Linked DNA regions of Homo sapiens: regions 1, 2 and 4 are each linked to region 3. A link is a contact called in ENCODE Hi-C or POLR2A ChIA-PET data. All regions are on one chromosome and are shown on one strand. The core of a region is the stretch at or near the end of the contact, and the rest is flanking DNA. Distances in the headings are between cores, read along the strand shown. Region 1 overlaps RABGEF1 (RAB guanine nucleotide exchange factor 1). Region 2 overlaps RABGEF1 (RAB guanine nucleotide exchange factor 1). Region 3 has its middle 66 kb from the start of LINC03011. Region 4 holds the start of RABGEF1 (RAB guanine nucleotide exchange factor 1).

Region 1 (6,497 bases), core at 780-3,279, 230 kb before region 3:
TTGTCTCTGACCCAGGAGACTCGTGTCTTTGGCCAGTATCTGTGAAACCATGGCAGGTTAATTTGTTAGCCTGCAAATAAGGTAACTCTCAGGCCCCTCACAGTGTTTGCCAAAGGGGCAAAGTGAGGGCAGGTTTGTGTTGGTAAGTTCTTTTAGGCTCTACAAAACTCCAAAAGGTTTGTCATAATTTTCCAAGAAAAAAAGATAGTAGAGCAGTGAGTAAATCCTTTACCTCAAGTACTCTCTAATCATTGTACGGGATCATCTTTTCTATAATCTTTTTTTTTTTTTTTTGAGATGGAGTCTCGCTCTGTCGCCAGGCTGCAGTGCAGTGGCGTGATCTCAGTTCACTGCAACCTACGCCTCCCAGGTTCAAGCAATTCTCCTGCCTCAGCCTCCCGAGTAGCTGGGACTACAGGCATGTGCCACCACGCCCAGCTAATTTTTTTATTTCTAGTAGAGACAGGGTTTCACCATCTTGGCCAGGCTGGTCTTGACCTCCTGACCTCGTGATCCATCCTCCTCGGCCTCCTAAAGAGCTGGGATTACAGGCGTGAGCCACCGCACCTGGCATCTTTTCTATAACATCTGAGTAAAGTTGTCGTTTTATTTTTCTAAAATAAATTTTTACTCTGTGATTAAGACATTGACAAGTGGATGTCTATCTTTGAACATTATGCTGAGAGGCACTCTATACACTTTCTTAACAGTCTGGCTGAGATCTTTGTTTCCACTTCCAGTTTTGAAAACCTTTGACTATTTTCCTTGCCTATGTTTTCTGTGTATTTCATCCAGAACTTCCATCATTTCAATGTGAATTGCCACATTCTATTTTATGGGTTCATTAAGTTTTGTCTGTACTGCTGTTAACTGCTTAATCTATTTAGGTATTAGCTTTCATGTCCATATTTTTTTGTATTACCAATTTGTGCTGCCTTCAATAATTTTTTAAAGGAAAAGAACCATATGAGGGCTTTAATCCTCTTTAAAAATGAAACACACATTTAAAGTGTGCCAAGCATGCAGTCCTCATATTCTGAGAAAGTCCATCTCACCAGGGAGTATATCTTGAGGTCATTAGTAACTAGTAGAATACAGACTTAAACATTTCCACATTTAGATGAAGAAAACAGGGCAAAACTAACTGTGTCAAATTCAATTACTGGCAAAATAAAGGTGATGGGAACCGTTAAGATACATATGCTCATTTTGCATCTCCAAAAACAAACAAAAAAGCCAGAAATCCGTCATTTTTAGCAGCTAGACAGTGTCTAAGGAACGCATATGTTCTTCATAAAGGTCATCATGAAATTATTTTTAGCGTAAGAAATGTTTCAACCCTTGCTTTCCCTTTATTGAATGAAATGTGTAGTGGGCTAAGAAATCCAGTAACTCCCATGTTACAAGTTGCACAAGAGACACACAGTGCAGACAGAAGGGTCCAGATTGCCAAAAAGCAGAATTCCCAAAGACATTTTGTTCATTTAAAATACTTTGATGTCACTAGAGTCTGAGCAGATACAGCGTGATTCATGAACTCTAGAAGACCTGTAGTGTCCTATTGGCCTTTTTTACTAAGTAAGTGGAATTATTAAACATGCGGTACTAAAAATCAGAGAACACATTCCTGAATAGGAGTTCATTAATGCAACTGTGAGATCAGCTTACTTTTCTGTTTACCTACTGGTTACTTCTGCTTTCCAACAGCCTTAGGGAAAGTCAAAAGTATTTAGATGAAAAAACATCAACCAGCTTTTCATGAACTACGGCAAGTGATTTAAAGAAAAGAAAATCTTGTAAGAGGCAGCTAAGCTTCCTTCACCTCATCAACAAGGGCGGCGCTAAGGGGCTGCCCATGCTTGAACCTCACTTTTGTAACTAGAACCACTGGGCTCAGCTCTTTCCCCTAAACCAGCATGTGGAACAAGACCTCATGCTAGATCTTCCTGTAGTTCATAAGTGTGATGACTGGGTTTTCACGCTGGGTTTTCATGTGTGAGATATGCCTCCCTCAAACCTTGTTACAACACTGGCACATTGCCTGTCGCATGTGAAGAAAGACGAAAAAAAGACCTCATGCGCATAAGGGTGGAACTTGGCTCTGACAGGGTTCAGCTTGGCAGTGCTTGCTGAACACTTCCTGAATCTGGACTCCACTCATTGTTGAGAGTTTCACAGAGGTTCTTCAGGTGAGGGTTATTGTCTTTAATTTCTTCTTCTGGAACACACTGTGTTGCCTTCTCCAAAACATCTGCAACCTCTAACGAGTCCTTGCAGAAGCCCTGAATGCTATACATATTTGCCTCCTCCACCAATTTTTGGCTGATCTGCTGCAAGTCCTCAGTATCTGCCAATGCTTGCTTATCTTCTTCTACAGCCTCCTTCAGCTGCTCTTCTAACTTGACTTCTTCCATGAGTATCTTGTCCGTAGAGGGAGTATCTGTCCTCCATTTGGTTTGGATCCACATCCTCTTCCAAGTGCTGGCAACTGTTCTTTTGTTTTGTAGCTGTGTGCAGAACTGAGAAGGCTGGGAGACAATGCCAACACCAGGAGACTGCATGGCACCAGCCTCACGCATGGAGCCACCACGGCTGCCCCAGGATGATGATTTAAGTTTCCCCTCGCCTATCACTATGTGCTTCTATGAAACATTTTTAATTATTTTTACTCACTCAACATAATTATCAAATACATCTTTTTTTTTTTTTTTTTTTTTTTTTTGAGATAGAGTCTCGCTCCGATGCTGAGGCTGGAGTGCAGTGGCGTGATCTAGGCTCACTGCAAGCTCCGCCTCCCGGGTTCACGCCATTCTCCTGCCTCAACCTCCCAAGCAGCTGGGACTACAGGTGCTCGCCACCACACCTGGCTAATTTTTTGTATTTTTTAGTAGAGACGGGGTTTCACCGTGTTAGCCAGGATGGTCTCGATCTCCTGACCTTGTGATCCGCCCATCTCAGCCTCCCAAAGTGCTGGGATTACAGGCGTAAGCCACCGCACCCGGCCTCAAATACATCTTTTATCTACTTTTTTTCCTTATGACTTATAGATGCTGAGAGCTCAGAGCTATTTCCACTGCCTCACTTCTCATCCTCAGTGCTTCCAGTTTTAAAATTAGGTCCTGGGTTGCTACCCCTGCTGAAGTTCTCACAATAATTAAAGCCTATTTGCTAGTTAAAGGTTCTTTGTTTTGGGTACATACTTCTGTTCTTCTGACAGTAAATTACGTGGCAGGGCAAACTACTCCTTGATTAAATATATAGTTTACAACAATAGAGTCATTTTAAGGTATAGGAGGACACTTATCTTTCTACTTGTTCTGGGAAAGAACATGGGACTGAAGATATAACCATGTCTTAAACTGTGTATTTTTTTGTCCTCATTCAGGTACAAAGCTTTAAGTCCATATAATATAATCAGTATCAGATTATTATTATTATTTTTTTTTGAGACAGAGTTTTTTTGCTCTTGTTGCCCAGGCTGGAGTACAATGGCGCGACCTTGGCTAACTGCAACCTTGGCCTCCCAGGTTCAAGTGATTCTCCTGCCTCAGCCTCCCTAGTAGCTGGGATTACAGGCACCCGCCACCACGCCCAGCTAATTTTTTGTATTTTTAGTAGAGACGGGATTTCACTATGTTGGCCAGGTGATCCACCCGCATTGGCTTCCCAAAGTGCTAGGATTACAAGCGTGAGCCACTGTGCCCAGCTCAGTATCAGATTTTTATAGGACTGGCTAGAAAAATAACAATGAAACAAGCAAAAGGTGTTATGTTGTGCTTAACTGCTTCCTTAGAAAGAAGAGCTTATCAGAATGACTATTAAGAAGTCTTTTAGAAACTGAATTGATTGCCATGAATGGAGTATTAAGGGACTAATACAAATTAAAAAAATAAAAATAACTGAATTGAGAAACCCAAAAAATGAGGGGTGTTTTGTTTTGTTTTGTTTTTTGTTTTTTTTTGAGATGGAGTCTTGCTCTGTTGCCCAGGCTGGAGTGCAGTGGCATGATCTCAGCTCACTGCAACCCCACCTTTTGGGTTCAAGTGATTCTTCTCCCTCAGCCTCCCGAGTAGCTGGGACTACAGGCGAGCGCCACCATGCCCAGCTAATTTTTGTATTTTTAGTAGAGACAGGGTTTCACCATATTGGCCAGGCTGGTCTCGAAATCCTGACCTCGTGATCCACCCACCTCAGCCTCCCAAAGTGCTGGGATTACAGGTGTGAGCAACCTCGCCCAGCCCCAAGTTTATTAAAAAGCACTACTGCAATACCCAACAAATTAAAGGGTAGGTACTTTGAGGAAGTAGAGCCTGCCCCCTTTAAAAGCAGGACAAGCTACACTTTCAGAATAGGGAAAAAATGTATCTGAGGGATTTATTAACACTTAGCAAGGGCAGGATTTAAATAGTTTGAGCAGCAAAAGAGTTTTTCCAGAAGTTTTATTTACTTTTATTTAATTGCAGTCTAAACATGTGTCTTACAGTGAGCGTTTTCATATAAATAATTTACAGAAAAAAGTTATTTACAAAGCCACAGATCTCATTCAGTTAGGTAATATGGTTTTCTAGTTATTATGGGAAAGGTTAACACTTGATTGGGTCTATACAGTGCCTTAAAATTGCCCTCACCACATGAAGCTCTGTCCAGATGACAAAGAGAATGTATACCTCTTCATAAGTGACTATATATACTCCTGAATCCATAATCACTCTCAGACCTGTGTGAAGCTTGGTTAAGGTGAGATTCTTAAATTCAAGTTAGGCCAGGTATTGTGGCTCAATCCTGTAATCCCGGCACATTGGGAGGCCAAGGTGGGCGGATCATGTGAGGCTAGGAGTTCATGACCAGCCTGGCTAACAGAGTAACACCCCATCTCTACTAAACATACAAAAAATTAGCTCGGCATGGTGGTGCACACCTGTAATCTCAGCTATGCGGGAGGCTGGGGCATAAAAATTGCTTGAACCTGGGAGGCAGAGGTTGGGGTGAGCCGAAATCACGCCACTGCACTACAGCCTGGGCAACAGAGCAAGACTCTATCTTAAAAAAAAAAAAAAAAAAAAAAAAATCAGGCCAGGCATGGTGGCTCACTTCTGTAACCCCAAGATTTTGGGAGGCCAAGGCGGGCAGACCACTTGAGGTCAGGAGTTCAAGACTAGCTTGGCCAACATAGTGAAATCCTGTGTCTACAAAAAAAAAAAAAAGTAAAAATTATCTGGGCATGGTGGCACATGCATGTAATCCCAGCTACTCGAGAGGCTGAGGGAGGACGATCACTGGAACCTGGAAGGTAAAGGCTGCAATGAGCAGAGATCACACCACTGCACTCCAGCCTGGCCAACAGAGCAAGACTCCTATCTCAAAAAGAAATAATAATAATTCAAGTTATGTTGTACAGATTAGGTTTTAAAAATTAAGCTTTATTAATTTGGCTCAGCAATTTAAATTCTTGCTATGATGATTTGTAAGAACAGAAAAGTAGCTGATGGCAACTATATTTTCAACATAAAAGGATTTTGTGTTAATGACATAGCTGCCCGTCTCATTTGCAATGGAAATATCTTGTTTTAAAGAATGTATAGAAGTACTGTAAGAGTATACATGTTTTAACATTAAGTGGCTAGTAAGACTAGCAAGAAAGAAAAAAGAGCAAAATAAACAAGCTTCAGAAAAATATTAGCAAACAACATTTGCTGAATAGCACTGGGCGCGGTGGCTCACACCTATAATCCCAGCTCTTTGGGAGGCCAAGTTGGGAAGATCACCTGAGGTCAGGAATTCAAGACCAGCCTGGGCAACATAGGGAAACCCTGTCTCTACAAAAAATAAAAAACTCAGCCAGACATGGTGGTGTGTGCCACTAGTCCCAGCTACTCAGGAGACTAAGGCAGGAGGATCACTTGAGTCTGGGAGGTCAAGTCTGCAGTGAGCAGCAACTGCGCTATTGTGCTCCAGTCCAGGAGATAGAGCAACACACTGCTTCAAAAAAAGAAAGAAAAGGAAAGGAAAGGAAAGAAAGAGAAGTGTGTTGCATAGTAAAGCATTATACTGCCATACTGCAGTGGGTATGAAAATTACGTAGGTGCTGAAATTTAAATTCTAAAAACAAAAAACATCTTAGTGTAGACAAGGTGTTTCTTGATAAAGATAAAATGGCTTAAAAATTTTAATGCAGTTCGGAAAAGATTTAATTTTCTAGACTTGACCCATATGCTGAAAAGGCTGCTCACCACCGGCATATACAGGGCTTGGAGAAAACAGAAATGATGTGGGAAAGATGTGGGCAAGAGCAGATCACTCTCCTGGATCTCAGAAATTTTAGAAAGAATAATACTGTGGGATGCAGTAGGAACAATTATCCATTTATGGCAAGGCTGACTGGGCAGTTTTTAAACAGGTAAGAATGGATTTTCATATTGCATAGGCCCTTAGGATACCATCTAGAAAGTTTAGTTGGTGGTAATAACATTAATTTAAAGGTTTTGCGCAGTTTTGAA
Region 2 (6,018 bases), core at 2,742-5,241, 210 kb before region 3:
ACAGCATCAGGCATGCAGTGGAAACCCTGAGGAGATCATTCATGTTCTCGGCTAAAATTTTCTCTCTTTGATTGAACACAGTCACTGAAAGCAATGTGTAATTTCTAATTCTCTGAGTTCACTACAAATGACAGCAAAGGAGTCACTCAACAAATATTGGCTGACTGGATGAAAAAAAAAAAACAAACAACTAGCTAGAGGAGTTGGCAGAATTCCATTTGACTTTCTTCTGTTGAAGCAGTTTTAGAATTCTAGAATGCTCTGGCAAAGAATTAACATTATTCATGGCATTTTATTAGTTCCTATGCTCACTAGCCATCCCATCATTTATTTATTTATTTATTTATTTTTTTTTGAGACAGAGTCTCACTCTGTCTCCCAAGCTGGAGTGCAGTGGCATGATCTCAGCTCACTGCAACCTCCGATACCTGGGTTCAAGCAATTCTCCTGCCTCAGTCTCCCAAGTAGCTGGGATAACAAATGCGTACCACCATGCCCGGCTAACTTTTTTAATATTTTTAGTAGAGAGGGGGTTTCACCATGTTGGTCAGGCTGGTCTCGAACTCCTGACCTCAGATGATCCTCCTGCCTCACCCTCCCAAAGTGCTAGGATTACAGGCGTGAGCCACTGCGCCCGGCCCATCGTTTAATTTTTAACATCATTATATTTCCGGATAATACCAAATGCTAACCTAATTTTTAAATATAAGTTAAATTTCTACAATGCAATGACTATGTATACAAGTCAACAGATTTCTACTACTGTGTTTTATCACTGAGCTAGATGCCATGCTAAATATATATTAAAAGAATGAGGGAAATAATGCTTGATGAGTGCCATTTCCAAGCCCTGCAGTGGGTACGTCAAATTTATTAGCTCATTTAATCTTCACCAGGAAATATGCCTATCTCCATTCTTCCACTCCAAGGAGCTTATTGTCTACATTTGAGAACTAAAACTAACACAACCCAAAGAAAATAATCAGAAGACAAACACAAAATGAAGAAACTACTGAAAGCTGTTCATTAAAAGCTGACTGAGAAGAAGAGAGGAAAACATCCTTTTCCTTAATATTAAACTGACTTGCTGATAGCTCAAAGCAGAAGTGAAAAAATGTATTTAGACGGTGACAGAACTATGTATCCAGTCACGTCACTGTTCAACCGCCCCTAGTTAAGTCCTTTTACCGCTCCGCCAGCTCCCAGTCCTCCTGAATCTGCTTCTGCCTGGCTTTGTGGTACTCTTCCCTCCAGCACTTGGAGCAGAAACCCTGCCAGGCAGGGTTGCCGTAGTAACCACATCCTTTCTTGCACAGGAGATCCGATTGATCCACATGAATTCCTCGGCGTTCAGACTTAAGGCTCATCTTCTTCCTGCTAACCACTGAACAAACAAGAAAGTGCTGTTGAAAATGAATTATCATTCTACTAAATAAAATCTTACCAATTATGAACAAAAAGTGAGTGATTCCATTATCTTCAAGCTGTTAAGAGAGGGATGGAGGGAATGAAGGAGGGAGGGAGAAAGAGGAGGAAGGAAGAAAAAAGAATGTTAAATATAGTAAATTCCTGACACAGCCATATTAAAGAAAGACTTATTCCCTGCCCAAAATAAAAAATAAAAAATAAAAAATTAAGAAAGGACTCACATTAGATTAAAGACCTAAATGTAAAGGCTGCAAACTAGAAAACTCCTAGAAAAAAAACTTAGGGGAAAAGCTTCCCGACACTGGATTTTGCAATGACTTCTAGGATATGACACCAAAAGCACAGGCAACAAAAGCAAAATCAGACAAATACATTATATCAAACTTTAAAATGTCTGCACAGGCCGGTGTGGTGGCTCACACCTGTAATCCCAGCCCTTTGGGAGGCTGAGGAGGGCGGATAACAAAATCAGGAGATTGAGAGTATCCTGGCTAACACGGTGAAACCCTGTCTCTACTAAAAATACAAAAAAATTAGCCAGGCGTGGTGGCGGGCGCCTGTAGTCCCAGCTATTCAGGAGGCTGAGGCAGGAGAATCACGTGAACCTGGGAGGCAGAGCCTGCAGTGAGCCAAGATCACGCCACTGCACTCCAGGCTGGGTGACAGAGCAAGACTCTGTCTCAAAAGAAATAAAAAATTTTTAAAAATTAAATATCTGCAAAACACAGGAACCAACTGACAGGGTAAAAAGGAACAACACACAGAATGGGAGAACTTATCTGCAAACCATATATCTAATAAGGGGTTAATATCTAAAATACGAAGGAACTCCTACAACTCAATAACAACAACAACAACAACAACAACAAACCCAAATAATCCGATTAACAAATGGGAAAAGGACTTCAATAAACAATTCTCCAAAGACATACCAACAGCCAACAAATGTGAAAAATGCTCAACATCACTAATCATCAGGGAAATGCAAATCAAAATCACAATGAGATATCACTTTACACCCATTAGGATGGCTACTGTAAAAAAAAACAAACCCAGGCTGGGCATAATGGCTCATGCCTGTAATCCCAGCACTTTGGGAGGCCAAGGTGGGAGGATCACTTGAGGCTAGGAGTTCAGGACCAGCCTGGGCAACACAGCAAGATCCCATCTCTACAAAAAACACAACAACTAGCTGGGAGTGATGGTGTATGCCTGTAGTCCCAGCTAATCGGGAGGCTGAGACAGAAGGATTGCCTGAGCCCAGGAGTTGGAGGCTGCAGTGAGGTATGATCACACCACTGCACTCCAGCCTGGGTGACAGAGCGAGGCCTTGTCTAGAGAGAAGAGAAGAGAAAAAAATTGAAATAATACCTTAAGTTCCAAAGTCAGTTTTCTTTTCTACTGTATAATATTTAAACTCATTTGTTCAGTCTCACAGCTGTATGGTAAATCGCTATGCAACAATTTCCGTTCAAACTGAAACCACATGGTCTTCATTCTTCTCCATATAAACAAACTGCCAAACAAGCACAGAAAAAAAGCAGCACTCCACACCATTCATTCAAGAAGACTCACATGTGCAGATAAAATTAAGCCCTATATCTTGGGGATCTTATTAATTTAACTCAAACATTTACTAAGTGCCAACTGTGTGCAGAGAATTGAGCTAGATGGCACTGGTGATGCAACTCATAGAACATGTCCTTACCCTCATGAAGCTCATAACCAAAAGTACAGGCAGACTGAAAAACGCAGAAAAAGAGAAAGTGTTAGGAAACTGTTAGGGAGCAACAGACATAGGAATTCTCACTTACGGAGTATAGAGAGACCACTTGGGGATGCTGGCGATAGACCTTAAAGAGCCTTGTGTTGAAAGGGTCTTGGAAGGATGACAGAAAGAGGGAGGGCATTCTGGACAGGAAGGATGCCTTTCACAAAAAGCTCAGAAGCAAGAAGGCAAGTGTAAAATATGAATGATGTAGCACAGACAGAAGGTAAACTAAACAACTTAGGTGGGAAGTCAAATCATGATGGCTTTTTAAAACTCTAAGCTACAGAGTCTGGATTGAAAGTCACCACTGAAAGCTCCTGAAAAGGGGAAAGCATGATAAGATCTCTATCTTAAGACATAAAACTTGAGATGTAGAGTTCTGTCTTCTAGCATGACTAAGTGAGAAGGAAAATAAATCCTCTCCTGCAAAAGCAACTGTAAAGATGGACAAAACTTCCACTTTCTGCAATGCATCTACGTCCAGGCCAAGGAATGAACTCAAATTTCAAGCCCTCCCCTCTAACCTCACTCTTATTTTTACAAGGTTCTCCTGTGTCTCCTCTGTGTATGCACATGCTCTGCTGATCAGAGTGGAAGCCTAACTAAAGATTGAGATGTTTGAGCGCAATCTCAATCTTTGTCTGAAACAACAATCTTTGGCTGAACATTAAGGTGTGCAGACACACGGGTGACAGCTAGAAGGAAGTCAGGCATAAATGAAAACAAGGAAGAAAAACTGAGCACAGCGACTGCAGTTGCTGGGGAGAGAGGCCTCACAGATTTCATCCAGCTATCAAATCTGGACAGTATGCACTGTGCACTATTTTTGAGGATTCTGAAAAGCAAAATGGAGAAGTGGGGAAGACCAGAATTGGAAGTATCACCCAGCTGTCTAAGAGATTACCACTTTCTTCCAACCAATACCACCAGCCAACCTGGAAATGGGCCCCACAGCACAGAGAAAGCTCCTCTAGTTTGGGCTCCAGCCATGTGAAAGGGAACTCCTAACAGCCAGAGAGAATATGGGGATCCCCCCACTTACCATCTCCTCCTTCTCTTGAGCCACAGTGCCCAGCAATCGTGTGCTTTGTCTGCAGCTATGGCTGAAATGAGAGTGCAGGAGCCAAACTCTGAGGCAGGAGAACTATCAATTTTTCCCAATCTCTATCCTTGGTCTCAAATGTGCAGGCAGTGGTGGAAAGACATGGCAGAGTGGAGTAACTAAATCCACAGTTTTCTGGACAAAAGAAAGAAAATATGAGCCCTTTGAGAACAAAAAGTGTGGGAAAAATTGCTGAGGAGAACTCAAGAAAGCAATTTCTAGGCTTACCCCTAGGCTGCATATGCATGGATCTGACGCTATTCCGTACCAAAGGCTTCCAAATTGGAACTAATGGAGAGACCACTATGCAGGTCTCAGATCAGCACATATATGAAACAGATGGAAACAGCACTACAAAACTCTGAACAATGAACTGACATTAAAGCCACAGCCCACAGAACCTGCATCCCAAATCTGGCAACAAAACAAAACATTTTGCTCTGGGAATAACTGTTTAGAAAACAAAAAGACAAGCTACAGAATGGGAGAAACTACTTGCAGCAAATCACATATTTGGCAAAGAACTTACATACCCAGAATGTATAAAGAACTCTCAAAACTCAGATGTCAGAAAACAAACCACCCAATTTAAAAATGAGCAAAAAACCTCAACAGACACTTTAACAAAGAAGATATATACACTGGTGTCCCACATTTCCATGAGAGGCCTTTGCTACATACTGTGCAGTCAAGGATGTTTGTATATTGAACATCCTTACAAGAGAAAGACGACAGCTCCTTCCACAGCAGAAGACAATTTGTTAACTGTCCAGTACAGTAAATATAATGTCTCCCTTCACATCAAAGGTTTGAAACGTTTGCTTGCAATCCCTCTCCTGGGTATTTCCTCTAGAGAAATAAAAATTGCTATTTACAAAATTCTATACGCAAACGGTTATAGTAGCAATATTTGTGATGACAAAAAATGACAACTAAAATATCCTTCAATGGGTGAATGAATAAACAAACTATGGTGCACCCATACAACAGAATGCTACTCAGGAAAACAACAACAACAGGTATCAGTACACCCAACAACTTTGATGAATCTCAAAGGCTTTATGCTGATAGAAGCCAGCATCTTAGTTCCTTCTGGCTGCAGTAACAAAATACCATAAACTGGGTAGGTTATAAAAAACAGAAATTTATTTCTCACAGTGCAGGAAGCTGGCAAGTTCAAGATCAGGAAGTCAACAGATGTTGGTGTCTGGTGGTTCAATGAAGATACCTTCTCCCTGTGTCCTCACATGGTGGGAGGGGGAGACAGGCTAGGCTCTCTGCAGTCTCTTATAAGGGCACTTACAAGCCCCAGTCATGAGGTCTCCACTTTCATGAACTAATCACCTCCCAAAGGCTCCACCTCCTAGTAGCAACACCTTGTGGTTTAGAATTTCAACATATGAATTTGGGGGACAGACAAAGATTCAGACCATAGCAGCCATCTTAAAAGTTTACATACTATATGATTCCATTTAGGAACTAGGGGTAGGAAAGAATGTGACTATAAAGGATTAGCACGAGAAAGTTTTTTGGGGTGATGAAACTGTTCTGTATTCTGATTGTGGAGGTGTTTACATAAATCTAATAAAATTTAAAAATTCGCAGACCATTATACTCCTCCCAGATCAATTTTACTCTATGATTTAAACAAAAAAAAAACCTCGGCTGGGCACAGTGGCTCACACCTATAATCCCAGCACTTTGGGAGGCTGAGGCG
Region 3 (5,851 bases), core at 2,804-5,303:
ATAGAACAGTGAAATAAACCAGAGATTTCAGAAATAGATTTAATTTCTGAGGAGCAATTTATATGACAACTGGGAGGATGAGGGGGAACAAGATCGCACTTTACTAACTACTGCTGATGATGACAGATACCTGTATAGAGTTTATTTTAGTTCTGTGTTTCGTACCATGCACCTTACATTCCAGCCAAATCAAAGAGCTAAACATGAAAAAATTGAGAAGAAAGTAGTTAGGATATAGGCTGGGTATATAGTTAGGATATATGCCTTTACTCCCAGAGCTTTGGGAGGCCAAGACAGCCGGATTACTTGAGGCCAGGAGTTCAAGACCAGCCTGGCCAGCATGGTGAAACCCCGTCTCTACTAAAAATACAAAAATTAGCCGGGCGTGGTGGCAGGTGCCTGTAATCCTAGCTACTCAGGAGACTGAGGCAGGAGAATCACTTGAACCGGGAGGCGGAGATTGCAGTTAGCCGAGATCCCACCATTGCACTCCAGCCTTGGCGACAGAACGAGACTGTCTCAAAAAAACAAACAAACAAACAAAATAAACCAAAAATTAGCTGGGTGTAGTGGTTCATGCCTGTAATCCCAGCTACTTGGGAGGCTGAGGCAGGATAATCGCTTGAACCTGGGAGGCAGAGGTTGCAGTGAGATCACTCACTGCGCTCCAGCCTGTGTGAGAGAGCAAGACTGTGTGTGGGGGTTGGGGAGTAGATTAGAACATGTATTTCAGCAGTGGAGAGGAGCTAAAATTGAACTATCGAAAAATTGTTTTGCTCTGGTACAGTGGCTGACACCTGTAATTCCAGCACTTTGGGAAGTCAGGGCAGAAGGATCACTTGAGCCCAGGAGTTTGACACCAGCCTGGGCAACACAGTGAGACCTTGTCTTATTATTTTTTTTTTTTAAAGAAAATTGAAAAGTTGGTTTTTGTTTCTGTTTTGTTTTGTTTGAGATGAAGTCTCACTCTGTTGTCCAGGCTGGAGTGCAGTGGCACCATCTCGGCTCACTGTAACCTCTGCCTCCCGGATTCAAGCAATTCTCCTGCCTCAGCCTCCCAAGTAGCCAGGACTACAGGTGCACACCACCACGCCCAGCTAATTTTTGTACTTTTATTAGAGATGGGGTTTCACCCTATTGGCCAGGCTGGTCTGAAACTCCTGACCTCAGGTGATCCATCTGCCTCAGCCTCCCAAAGTGCTGGGGTTACAGGCGTGAGCCACTGCACCCGGCCAAAAGAATTGTTTTTAATGACCGGGTAAAAGGCTTAATTGTATTAACTTTTTAAAAGTCTGTGCGATAAAAAATAAAACTCAGATAAAGTAGAAGGCAACAGTGGGAAGTCATGAATATAAATAAGGGCTTAATATAGTGAAATATCTAAACTTTATTAAAGGTAGTACCTAGGCTTTTTTTTTTTTTTTTTTTTGAGATAGAGTCTCACTCTGTTGCCCAGGCTGGTGCAATCTCGGCTCACTGCAACCTCTGCCTCCCGGGTTCAAGTGATTCTCCTGCCTCACCCTCCCAAGTAGCTTGGACTACAGGTGGTGCCACCACGCCCGGCTAATTTTTTGTATTTTGTTGTAGAGACGGGGTTTCACTGTATTAGCCCAGATGGTCTCAGTCTCCTGACCTTGTGATCCACCTGCCTTGGCCTCCCAAAGTGCTGGGATTATAGGCATGAGCCACCCCACCCAGCATACCTAGGCCTTTATAGATGAGGGATCAATTTTAGTTCAAATAAATGGCACGTATATGGGTAACTAGTTGATAGTAACAAGGGCTGCAGTCAAGGTAATCAAAAAGTGCCATGAGTGCTTAGCCATTTTCACTGAGGGAATGAGGTGACTGCCCCTGACCCCGAGTGTCCTGCCATCCTTTTAGAGTTAAGCCAGACAGTTAGGCTGCTGCAGGCTTCCACAGGATGTATTGGCCCTTGGCGTGTGATGTCATTGGCCTGTGGTAGATGGGGTCTGTGACAACCAGTCCTGGGGGTTTGTTCTCAGCCTTATTCATGCTCTTCTATCGTGACATCCTTATGAGAACCCTTGGGAGAAATTTTTGATTTTGGTGTCAGAATTTCACCTGAAGGATTGGTTTGCTTTCATCTTTTGAACCCTGAGTTATGTAACTGTTTTCATCTTAGTGATGATTGCTAAAAAGTTTAGTTAGAGACAGATAGATGTATGGGCTGACTCTTGACTAATTTAGACATCTTCCAGGAAAACATTTCTGTCTTGTCATCTGTGGCTCTGCCTGTGGGGTTTCTCCATGTTTCTTTTGTTTGTTTGTTTTTGTTTACTTATTAAATTATTATTATTTTTTGAGACAAAGTCTCTCTCTTGTCCCCCAGGCTGGAGTGCAATGGCGCGATCTCGGCTCACTGCAACCTCCACCTATTGGGTTCAAGTGATTCTCCTGCCTCAGCCTCCCAATAGCTGGGATTACAGGTACGTGCCACCATGCCTGGCTAATTTTTGTATTTTTAGTAGAGACAGAGTTTCACCATGTTGGCCAGGCTGGTCTACGAACTCCTGACCTCAGGTGATCTGCCTGCCTCAGCCTCCCAAAGTGCTGGGATTACAGGGTGAGCCACCGTGCCTGGCCTATTGTTTATAATTTTTAAAAAATTGTTTAATGCCTATCTATCTATATTTACTAGAGATGGGGTCTCACTATGTTGCCCAGGCTGGTCTCGAGTTCCTAGGCTCAATCGATATTCTCCCTCATCCTCCCAGAGCATTGGTATTACAGTTGTTATTCTTTTTATTTTCTAGTCTGTTATGCTGAATTGCATTTATCTTTTAAATAGACTTTAAATATTCTTTGGCAGAAAGTGAGGAATAAATACATATATTACACCTATAAAATCAGTAAAACGAAATGAAAATTATCAAGCCCAATGTTGTAAGGGCCATAGGGAAATAAGCGCGTACACGTGGTTAATGACAGTGTGCACCGAGTTTCTGAGGAGTGTGGCTAGCAATAGACACTTAGTGCTATAACATTGATTCTTTTTTGTTTTTTGTTTTTTTTTGTTTTTTGAGATAGAGTCTCGCTCTGTCACCCAGGCTGGAATGCAGTGGTGCGATCTCGGCACACCGCAAGCTCCACCTCCCAGGTTCACACCATTCTCCTGCCTCAGCCTCCGGAGTAGCTGGGACTACAGGCGCCCGCCACCACGCCTGGCTAATTTTTTGTGTTTTTAGTAGAGACGGGGTTTCACTGTGTTAGCCAGGATGGTCTCGATCTCCTGACCTCATGATCCACCCGCCTCAGCCTCCCAAAGTGCTGGGATTACAGTTGCGAGCCACCGCGCCCGACCTATTTATTCTTATTAAGCGGTTAATACCACTTTTGGAAATGTATCGCAGAGAAGTAACCCAAAAGAAGATAGTCCTTACAAAATTATTTATAGCTGCAGTGCACAACAGTGAAAAGAGGGGAAGCAACCCAAATGCACAGTGGTAGAGAGTCAAATAAGTCAGTTAATATAATGGAATGTTACAAAGCTACCAAAAAGGATTCAGTGGGTTAGATAAATAGAAATGTCCACAAAACATGTAAATTATCAAAACATGCATTAAATCTATTTAAGAATATGTAGATATAGCAAAAAGAATGAGCTGGTCATGGTGAGACTGCTAGGTGGGAAGGGGTCCTGGGAAAAACCCCAACCGGCCTGTACACTGGGGTGGAGCCCCCCGGAAAAACTCCAACCGGCCTGTGCACTGGGGTGGAGCTTCGGGAAGTGGCGCAGTCTTTTGTAGCAGGGAGGAGCCTGGCCCCTCTTCTTTCTGTGTAGAACCTGGGATTCTAGCTGCTGGCAGGAAGCACTGTAGCAGAGACTCTGGCCTTGTGAGAGTCCTTCTTTCCCCCTTTTCTTCCTTTTCACTCAATAAAACCCTGTCTTACTCACCATTCAAACCGTCTGCCAGCCCGGGGCAGACACTCTTCTGTCTCCTGCTTCCAGTCCTGTAAAGATGCCAGGATCTCCCAGGGCATGGCAGGCACCCTCAAAGGTAGACGTGATTGAGGCCCTAATGGGCTGTCTCCAGCCTGCTGACGGGGGTGGCGGCTTCTCCCGGGCTGCCGCTGGCCAACCCACTGCGCTGCAGTCCACCTGGTGCTGGGGCTGTGGTGCTAGGGCTGTGGGGCACAGTCCTTCAGGACCCACTCCCTTTCCTGCCCAGAAGATCCAGGCCTGGCGTCCTTATGTCCCCTGGAAAGCTCACTCCCATCCTCAGGGTAGGAGGGCAGTTGCACGCTGGGCTGGTTTGGGCGTGTCCTGGGACACCCCTGCAGGCCAGATGCAGCAGGGGATGTGGCTCTGAGGGGTTGCTGTGGGCAGGTTAGCGTGGAGCTGGGTTCTGGAAAGGAGTTGCCGTGCTGTCTGCCAGGACCCCTCCTCTGAGACAGGGTTGCCTTGTGGGACAGTGCCCCAAAGTGCCCTGGGCACGAGGGGTCCCTGCGCCCCCCACACACTGACCCCGCATTGGGGGGCCCTGCACCCCACACACTGATCCTGCATCGGGGGGCCCTGGACCATCCTTGATGTTGCCATGCCCCTAGCTCTGGTGGCACTGGGACCCTCCAGGATGGGCTGAGCAGGGGCCCCCTCCACCAGTGCAAACCCCAGCACCAGCGGGAGTGGGCCTAGGCAGGGGGTGCAGGGAGTGACACTCAAGGGGACCTGCCCCAGCCTCCTCTTGTACTCTGGGGGTTCTCGTTTTCCTTGGCTGAGGGAAGTGGCCTCTCCCCGCTGAAACCTGGGGTCAGGCTGAGTGTGGGAGGAAACGGGGGTGGGGAGTGAGCAGGACCCCAGACCTTGGGAATCCTGAGTTGGGGTGGGGGGGCAGGCTCTGCCTACGATGTGCCTGGGGGCCTGGGCTGAACCCCCTCCTGGGGAGCCAGGCTCACAGGTTGTTCTGTGGGACTCAACAGGGGACAGCGTCCTGGCCAGGGTGAGGAAGGCCATCACACCGGGGTCTGCGGGAGGCATATGCAGGCTAAGCTCTCACCTGCCTGGCCCCCCCCACCCCGCAATCTGCTGCAGCCATTCTCTCTGCCTTGGCCGGGACCCGAAGTCCGACCACCATTCCTGGGGCTCCCCTGCCAGGCGGGCACCCCCTGCTTAGAGGCCATCCCCACCCCCTCCATCTGCCCCTGTCCTAGTGACAGCCACCTGTCCTGGTGCCCTGGTTGAGGGGAGGAAGCTGTCCTTGCACCCCTGGTCTCGGGCGCAGCCTCAGCGCCGCATCAGAGCTGCCCGGCCCCCCTCTACTGGCCATTGTCGGAAGTGCAGCCCGGCGTGAGCATTGCCTTTCCCTGGAGATGGGACCCAGAGCAGCACCGCTGGAAACAGGGAGTCCCCCACTGTTCCTGACAGCGGCAGTAGCAATTGCGGACCATGCAGACTCAAGAGAGCCCCAGCCCATGTCAGCACCAGGAGCCAAAACCGAGTCAAGGGCTCGGTGCGGGGACCAGCTGGGGGCGGACCTGGGAAGCCTGGATGGCAAGTGGGGCAGGAAGGCGCCCACTCCGGGACTGCCTGGGCTGCAGGGGGTCTCCAGCCAGAGACGTTGGGTGAGACAGGGCGTCCGCCCTCGAAGGGCTGAGTGACAGAACTGCCCTGGGGTTCCGCCCAGCCCAAACGGGCTAGATGAAGGTGGAGTCCAGAGGCCTCCCCGTCCTGCTGGCTGAGGGCCTGGGCCTCAAACAGCTGCTTCATTATGAGCGCCGACTTCTGCTCCAGCTGCATGACGCGCCCACTCTTCTCGGTCACCTCCTGGGTGAGGCGTCGGTTCTGCTCCTTCAGCATAAGGATAGTCTGCTGCTGCCACCCCGGGAA
Region 4 (6,646 bases), core at 3,079-5,578, 180 kb before region 3:
GCAACCATGCCCGGCTAATTTTTTGTATTTTTATTAGAGATGGGGTTTTACCATGTTAGCCAGGATGGTCTGGATCTCGTGACCTCATGATCCACCCGCCTCAGCTTCCCAAAGTGCTGGGATTACAGGCGTGAGCCACCGTGTGCGGCTGATAACATTTTTTTCACTGAAAACCAGCAACAAAAAATCAAAGAAATCAATGAGTTATTCTTATCAAATCAGTTAAGTACTCATTAAACACTTGTGTGCTCAATTGGGGTTGAGAAAGCAAAGAGAGAAATGAATGCAGAATTCCTGTTTACAAATTAGCCAGGTCAGACATCCTTATAGAAAGAAACAACTAGGAAATGAGTATACATTCACGTCAAGCATCTTTTTTTTTTTTTTTTTTTTGAGACGGAGTCTGGCTCTGTCGCCCAGGCTGGAGTGCAGTGGCGCCATCTCGGCTCACTGCAAGTTCCACCTCCCAGGTTCACGCCATTCTCCTGCCTCAGCCTCCCGAGTAGCTGGGACTACAGGCGCCTGCCACCATGCCCAGCTAATTTTTTGTATTTTTAGTAGAGACAGGGTTTCACCGTGTTAGCCAGGATGGTCTTGATCTCCTGACCTCGTGATCCGCCTGCCTCAGCCTCCCAAAGTACTGGGATTACAGGCGTGAGCCACTGCGCCCGGCTATCTTTTTTTTTTTTTTGTAGAGATGCAGTCTTGCTATTTTGCCCAGGCTGGTCTCCAACCCCTGACCTCAAGCAATCCTCCCACTTTGGCCTCCCAAAGTGCGAGGATTACAGGCGTGAGCCACCATTTCAAACATCTAATAAGCAGAAAAAATTAAAATACAAGATAGCAGTAATTAGCTGGGCGTGGTGGCGCGCGCCTATCTATGGTCAGTCCCAGCTACTCAGAAGGCTGAGGCACACAAATCGCTTGAATCCAGGAGGCAGAGGTTGCAGTGGCCAAGATCATGCCACTGCACTCCAGCCCAGTCACAGATCAAGACTCCGTCTTAAAAAAAAAAAAAAGAAAAGAAAAGAAAAGAAAAAAGCAAATAATCAAGCACTACACTGAAAACATTTATCCTTATCAGCTACATAGCAGCCTGTGTGTAAGAGTTACATAAAATTCCATTTTAGGGCCGGGTGCAGTGGCTCATGTTTGTAATCCCAACACTTTGGGAGGCCGAGGCTAGAGAATCACTTGAGGCCAGGGGTTGGAGAGCACCCTGGGAAACATACAAGGATTCCATCTCTACAAAAAAATTTAGCCCAAGTGTGGTGGCTCACACCTGTAATCCCAGCACTTTGGAATGCCGAGGAGGGCGGATCACGAGGTCAGGAGATTGAGACCATCCTGGCTGACACAGTGAAACCACATCTCTACTAAAAATAGAAAAAATTAGCCAGGCATGGTGGCGGGCATCTGTAGTCCCAGCTATTCAGGAGGCTGAGGCAGGAGAATGGCGTGAACCCAGGAGGGGGAGCTTGCAGTGAGCCGAGATCGCGCCACTGCACTCCAGCCTGGGCGACAGAGCCAGATTCCGTATCAAAAAAAGAAAAAAAAATTTAGCCAGGCAAGCTAAATTAGTAGGTGGCAGGCCTGTGGTCCCAGTTACTTGGGAGGCTGAGACAAGAGGATAGCTTAAGCATGGGTGGTGGAGGCTACAGTGAGCTGTGTTCCTGCCACTGCATTCCAGCCTGGGAGACAGGGAGAGAGAGAGAGCCTTTTTTTTTTTTTTAAATTTTTTTCTTTTTTTTGAGACGAGGTCTCGCTCTGTCGCCCAGGCTGGAGTGCATTGGTACAATCTTGGCTCACCACAACCTCCTAGAATTGCTAGGTTCAAGCAATTCTCCTACCTCAGCCTCCTGAGTAGCTAGCATTACGGCAGGCGCCATCACACCAAGCTAATTTTAGTGTTTTTAGTAGAGATGGGGTTTCACCATGTTGCTCAGGCTGGTCTCAAACTCCTGACCTCGTGATCCGCCCGCCTCGGCCTCCCAAAGTGCTGGGATTACAGGCGTGAGCCACCGCGCCTGGCCAGAGAGACCCATTTTAACCACACAAGGACCCAGCTAAAAAACTTCCCCTGGTTCTGTCACCATCAGAGGAAGCCTGAGCTCCTACATCTCTGTCCTGCACTTTTTCACTTTAGTAACGACCCTCCAGGCTCGGTAGCTGATGCCTGTAATTTCAGCACTTGGGACGCTTGAGGCAGGAAGATTGCTTGAGTGCAGGAGTTTGAGATCAGCCAGGGCAACACAGCAAGACAACATCTTTACAAAATATTTAAAAATCAGCTGGGTGTGGTGGCACGCATCTGCAGTCTTAGCTACTCGGGAGGCTGAGGTGGGAGGATCACTTCAGCACAGGCAGTTGAGACTTCAGTGACTCGTGATCGTGTCACTGTACTCCAGCCTGGGTGACAAAGTGAGACCCTCTCTCTCAATAAATAAATTAATAGGCACCTCCTTGTAGTTACTGGCCTCCTCTCCTTTGATTCCCCCCTCTCCCTCACTCCACCCTGTTAGTCTGAATGTTAGTCATTCTTCAAGACACATGCAGAAAGTATTCCCTGATCCCTTCCAGGCTCCACACCCAACAGCATGGCCTAAATGCCCGGCTCCTTCCTCGGTGCTCCATCTTAGCTCACATTCCTTACCACACTGTTTTGAAAGTATCTTGACTGTCCCTTCTCCTCAACTGGCTAACTTCTAGAGAGCAGAAACATGACTGCTTGGAAGGTCATTAAAAATTCAAATCCTGAACATTTCTTAATCCTGCGGATATGAATCAGTGACTCTTAAAAGCAAAATGTTATTTATCATTAAATATTAACAATATAATCACATTTTCTTGCATCTCTGGCAAGTTTCTTGGTACAACAATTTTAAGGAACAGACTCTTAGTTTTTTTTTTGAGATAGAGTCTAGCTCTGTCGCCCAGGCTGGAGTGCAGTGGCACGATTTCGGCTCACTGCAACCTCCGCCTCCCGGGTTCATGCCATTCTCCTGCCTCAGCCTCCAGAGTAGCTGGGACTACAGGTGCCCGCCACGATGCCCGGCAAATTTTCTTTTTCTTTTTTTTTTTTATTTGTAGTAGAGACGGGGTTTCACCGTGTTAGGGAGGATGGTCTCAAGCTCCTGACGTCATGATCCGCCTGCCTTGGCCTTCCAAATGCTGGGATTACAGACGTGAGCCACCGCACCCGGCCGGAACACACTCTTTAACAGCAGTTAAAGCCGCGCAATGGCTCACGCCTATAATCCCAACACTCTGGGAGGCCGAGGCGGGAGGATCACTTAAGGCCAGGAGTTTCACACCTGCCTGGGCAACACTGTGAGATCCCATGTCGAAAAAAATAATAAATAAAAACAAAGCAGTTCTAGGTTTAGAGGGGGGAAAGCAGCTCTCCAGGCCAAAAACCAACTCCCAAGGTGCTCCGGTAAACTCGTCCTGGGAAAATTTCCTACCTAATCTCAAAGGCAAAACGAGCCCACGGGCGCCCACGACACATTTCCCAACCGCAAGGATTGGTCACCCGCGCTGAGACACCGCCAGCTGCCTATGACCTAGCCTCCAAAGCGGCAGAGTCCCTCCCTCTCTCTCCCTAAACTGCCGTGATGGGCATCCCTCGGCTCTCCTCCCAGACGGTTCGGAAGCAGGGACTTCTGCTCCTAACCCCGGCCCCGCAGCCTCGCCCTCAGCCACGGGGTGGAAGTCAGGACCACAGGCTTCAAATCCCCTCCCAACTCCGGGACACTTCTGCCCCCTAGGGTGACGTGGGATCAAGTCCCCGCGCCCCTGCCGCGGCCGGGGGCTGTGGTCTGGGTCCGAGCGTCCCATACCAGCGCTTTCCGGGGAGGTTGTGGGAGGGGCCCCGTGCGACCACAGACGCTGCTTCGGAGCCAGCGGCCTGGACGGAAGGTGGGAGCCGGGGCGAGGGGAGCCGCCGGAGAGGGAGGCGGCCAGGAAATGCTCCGCGTCAGGCCGTCGGGGCTCGGCTGGCGCTGGAGATCCCGGCAACTAGCGTCTGGGACGGAGAGGCCGCACTCTGAGGATTAAGGGAGCCGAGGGCGGCCTGGAACGGGGAAGGCGGCGCTGACGGAGACGGAATGTGGGACGAAGGACAGCGGGAGGCACCGACGCGCAACTGCCCCAGCCGCGCGGATGGCACGGACCGACCGCCCTGCCACCCCCAGCCCGAGACGCCCCGCCGCCCCGCTCCTGTAGCTGAGAGCCGAGCAGCTCTCAGCCCCAGTCCGTCCGCTCCGTACCTCGCCCGCGTCTCCGCCGGCGTCCAAACCACCGCTCGCCCGCTTCGCCCGGGTAGGTCTGGGCTCCGCGGCCAGCTCCCGCCTCACACCCACCCTCCTGCTCGCCCCGCCCCCGGCACCGCCAGCGAACGCACGTTACGCGCGGCGCGTAAACGTCACTTCCGGGGCCTTTGACTCTGGACGGGAGGAAGTGCGAGTGGATCCAAAGGGTCGAGCGGAGTGGGGTACCGCCCTGACGCCCAAGAGCAAATGGAAGAGGGCGGCCTCCGGGGTAAAGGTGGGGCGCTGGGGAGCCCCGGAGAAACCGGCGTTTCCTAGTCTGTCGCTCAGTCCCTGCTTCCGGCTTCCGACGCGCAACAGCTGGAGGGCGACGCTGGCTCCGCGGCGACTCCTGGGGCTGCGGCCGCGGTGGTAGCGCGAATGGGAGGTGGAGCGGAGCTACTGCGCCGAGGGACGCTTCAGAAACTCTGTTTCAGTCCTTCGCGGATCCTAGGATGTGACAGGTGTTCGAGTTAAAAGGTCTTAAGGCGATCGGTTGATCCAAAAGCAGCTGAATCTTTAGGAGGCCCAGGCAGGAGGATCGCTTGAGTCCAGGAGTTCGAGACCAGCCTGGGCCACAGAGCAAGGTCACCATCTCTACAAAAGAAATTTTACAAATCAGCCGGACATGATGGCGGGCACCTGTGGTCCCAACTACCAGGGAGGCTGAGGTGGGAGGATCGCTTGATAGCCCAGGAAGTTGACGGTGCAGAGATCCCTCCACTGAACTCCAGGCCGGGTGACAGCAGAGCGAGATCCTGTCTCAAAAAAAACATAACCGACATCCAGAAGTGAAATAAATTAGCCAGTGTCACAAAGTATTAATGGTTGAGTCACAAATTGAATCCTGTTTACCTGATTCTTTACGTGATTCCCATGTAAGGAATGTTAAAAACAGTAAATACTAATTCCTCTGCGTCCTGAATGCCATGTATGGCGTAACGTGCAGTCACAGCAAGAAAAAAAAGAAAATACTATGCTGTGGCTGTGAGATAGACCTGGGTTAAAATCCCAGCTTTGCTAATTGTCGCTGTAGTGTTCTTGGACAGGTTGCGTAATTTTTCAGTCTATTTTTTTTTTTTTTTTTTTTTTTTTTGAGACTCTCACTCTGTCGCCCACACTGGAGTTCAGTCGTGCGATCTCGGCTTACTGCAACCTCCGCCTCCTAGGTTCAAGCGATTCTCCCACCTCAGCCACCCAAGTAGCTGGAATTACAGGCACCCGCCACCACGCCCAGCTCATATTTTTTTTTTTGTATTTTTAGTCGAGACAGGGTTTCACCATGTTGGCCAGGCTGGTTTTGAATCCTGACCTCAAGTGATCCGCCCACCTTGGCTTCCCAAAGTGCTAGGATTATAGGTGTGAGCTACTGCGCCCGGCCCGAGTTTCTCAGTCTTTATTCATTATTGGTAAAGTAGGGATTAACTGATTCGTTTCTCAGATTCTTCCTAAGTGCCTAATGTGTGCTACGCTGAGGGTACAACAGAGTATAAAACAAAAGTAAGGCCAGGCGCAGTGGCTCACGCCTGTAATCCTAGCACTTTGGGAAGCCGAGGCGGGCAGATCACCTGAGGTCGGGAGTTCAAGACCAGCCTGACCAACATGGAGAAACCCTGTCTCTACTAAAAATACAAAATTAGCCAGGCATGGTGGCACATGCCTGCAATCCCAGCAACTTGGGAGGCTGAGGCAGGAGAATCACTTGAGCCCGGGAAGCGGAGGTTGCAGTGAGCTGAGATTGCGCCATTGCACTCCAGCTTGGGCAACGAGTGAAACTCCTCCTCAAAAAACAAAACAAAACAAAAAAACACAAAGTACCTGTGCTGAGGAGGTGGAGGAGGGAATAAACAATAATTATTTACAGTAGTACCTTGGATGGTGGTAATTGCTATTACCAAAAGACAGAATAACATTTACTTTAAAGCTCTTAACTGACTTTTGTGATTACAGAATCAGGCAACACACCATTCTATAAACCATTCTGTGAAACAGAATGAGTGTTTCTTTTTTTTTTTTTTTTTTGAGTTAGAGTCTCACTCTGTTGCCCAGGCTGGAGCACAGTGGTGCAATCTCGGCGCACTCCAGCCTCCAACTCCCTGGCTCAAGTGATCCTTCTGCCTCCACCTCCCTAGTAGCTGGGATGATAGGTGTGTGCCAGCACACCCAGCTAGTTTTTGGGGTTTTTTTGTAGAGACAAGGTTTTGCCATGTCGCCCTGGCTGGTCTCGAACTCCTGGACTCAAGCAATCTGCCCACCCCGGCCTCCAAAAGTGCTGGGATTACAGGCATGAGCCTAGACCCCTGGGCCCAGAATGAGTGTTCAATGGGCTGAGCAGAAGA

What was found. A loop is a pair of places that touch in the nucleus more often than their neighbours do. ChIA-PET counts read pairs that join two places held with the same protein, here RNA polymerase II (POLR2A). Pooled maps may share reads with other maps.
Region 1: a loop to region 3 is called in a map of heart left ventricle, with 7 times the contacts of the local background. The contact joins two enhancer-like sites. A Hi-C loop is called at or near these places in 17 of 168 maps with a recorded cell type or tissue (CD14-positive monocyte, CD4-positive, alpha-beta T cell, CD4-positive, alpha-beta memory T cell and 8 more), 10 of 37 single-sample maps with no recorded cell type and 17 of 50 pooled maps. POLR2A ChIA-PET finds 5 or more read pairs at or near these places in 3 of 52 experiments (B cell, GM12878 and HCT116).
Region 2: a loop to region 3 is called in a map of CD4-positive, alpha-beta T cell, with 2.7 times the contacts of the local background. The contact joins two enhancer-like sites. A Hi-C loop is called at or near these places in 5 of 168 maps with a recorded cell type or tissue (B cell, CD4-positive, alpha-beta T cell, GM12878 and 2 more), 2 of 37 single-sample maps with no recorded cell type and 10 of 50 pooled maps. POLR2A ChIA-PET finds 5 or more read pairs at or near these places in 4 of 52 experiments (B cell, HCT116, Panc1 and 1 more).
Region 4: a map of naive thymus-derived CD4-positive, alpha-beta T cell shows a loop between it and region 3 (10-fold over the local background). The contact joins the promoter of RABGEF1 here to the enhancer-like site in region 3. A Hi-C loop is called at or near these places in 12 of 168 maps with a recorded cell type or tissue (B cell, CD8-positive, alpha-beta T cell, Caco-2 and 6 more), 6 of 37 single-sample maps with no recorded cell type and 24 of 50 pooled maps. POLR2A ChIA-PET finds 5 or more read pairs at or near these places in 10 of 52 experiments (Caco-2, H1, K562 and 7 more).

Annotation. Positions count from the first base shown.
Region 1 is chr7:66,785,908-66,792,404 of GRCh38, reverse strand. All of the region lies in intron 4 of RABGEF1 (RAB guanine nucleotide exchange factor 1), which reads right to left. It also overlaps the pseudogene GRPEL1P2 and the pseudogene LOC124901840. Among named protein-coding and RNA genes, the nearest start is that of RABGEF1, 48 kb to the right of the region's middle. Within about 2 kb of position 2,029, at least 3 of the 41 ENCODE cell types and tissues checked have a DNase peak (open chromatin) inside an H3K27ac peak, as active enhancers do.
Region 2 is chr7:66,767,249-66,773,266 of GRCh38, reverse strand. It overlaps RABGEF1 (RAB guanine nucleotide exchange factor 1), which reads right to left. Exons shown (of 9, transcript NM_014504.3): 2 at 1,189-1,384. The coding sequence starts at 1,367. Among named protein-coding and RNA genes, the nearest start is that of RABGEF1, 30 kb to the right of the region's middle. Within about 2 kb of position 3,991, at least 2 of the 41 ENCODE cell types and tissues checked have a DNase peak (open chromatin) inside an H3K27ac peak, as active enhancers do.
Region 3 is chr7:66,557,178-66,563,028 of GRCh38, reverse strand. It overlaps the pseudogene RABGEF1P1 and the pseudogene SAPCD2P3. Among named protein-coding and RNA genes, the nearest start is that of LINC03011, 66 kb to the right of the region's middle. RefSeq lists silencers at 3,623-3,855, 5,193-5,302 and enhancers at 3,882-4,697, 4,698-5,513. Within about 2 kb of position 4,053, at least 2 of the 41 ENCODE cell types and tissues checked have a DNase peak (open chromatin) inside an H3K27ac peak, as active enhancers do.
Region 4 is chr7:66,738,415-66,745,060 of GRCh38, reverse strand. It overlaps RABGEF1 (RAB guanine nucleotide exchange factor 1), which reads right to left and starts at 4,328. Exons shown (of 9, transcript NM_014504.3): 1 at 4,269-4,328. RefSeq lists silencers at 4,105-4,244, 4,265-4,534 and enhancers at 3,985-4,651, 4,665-4,714.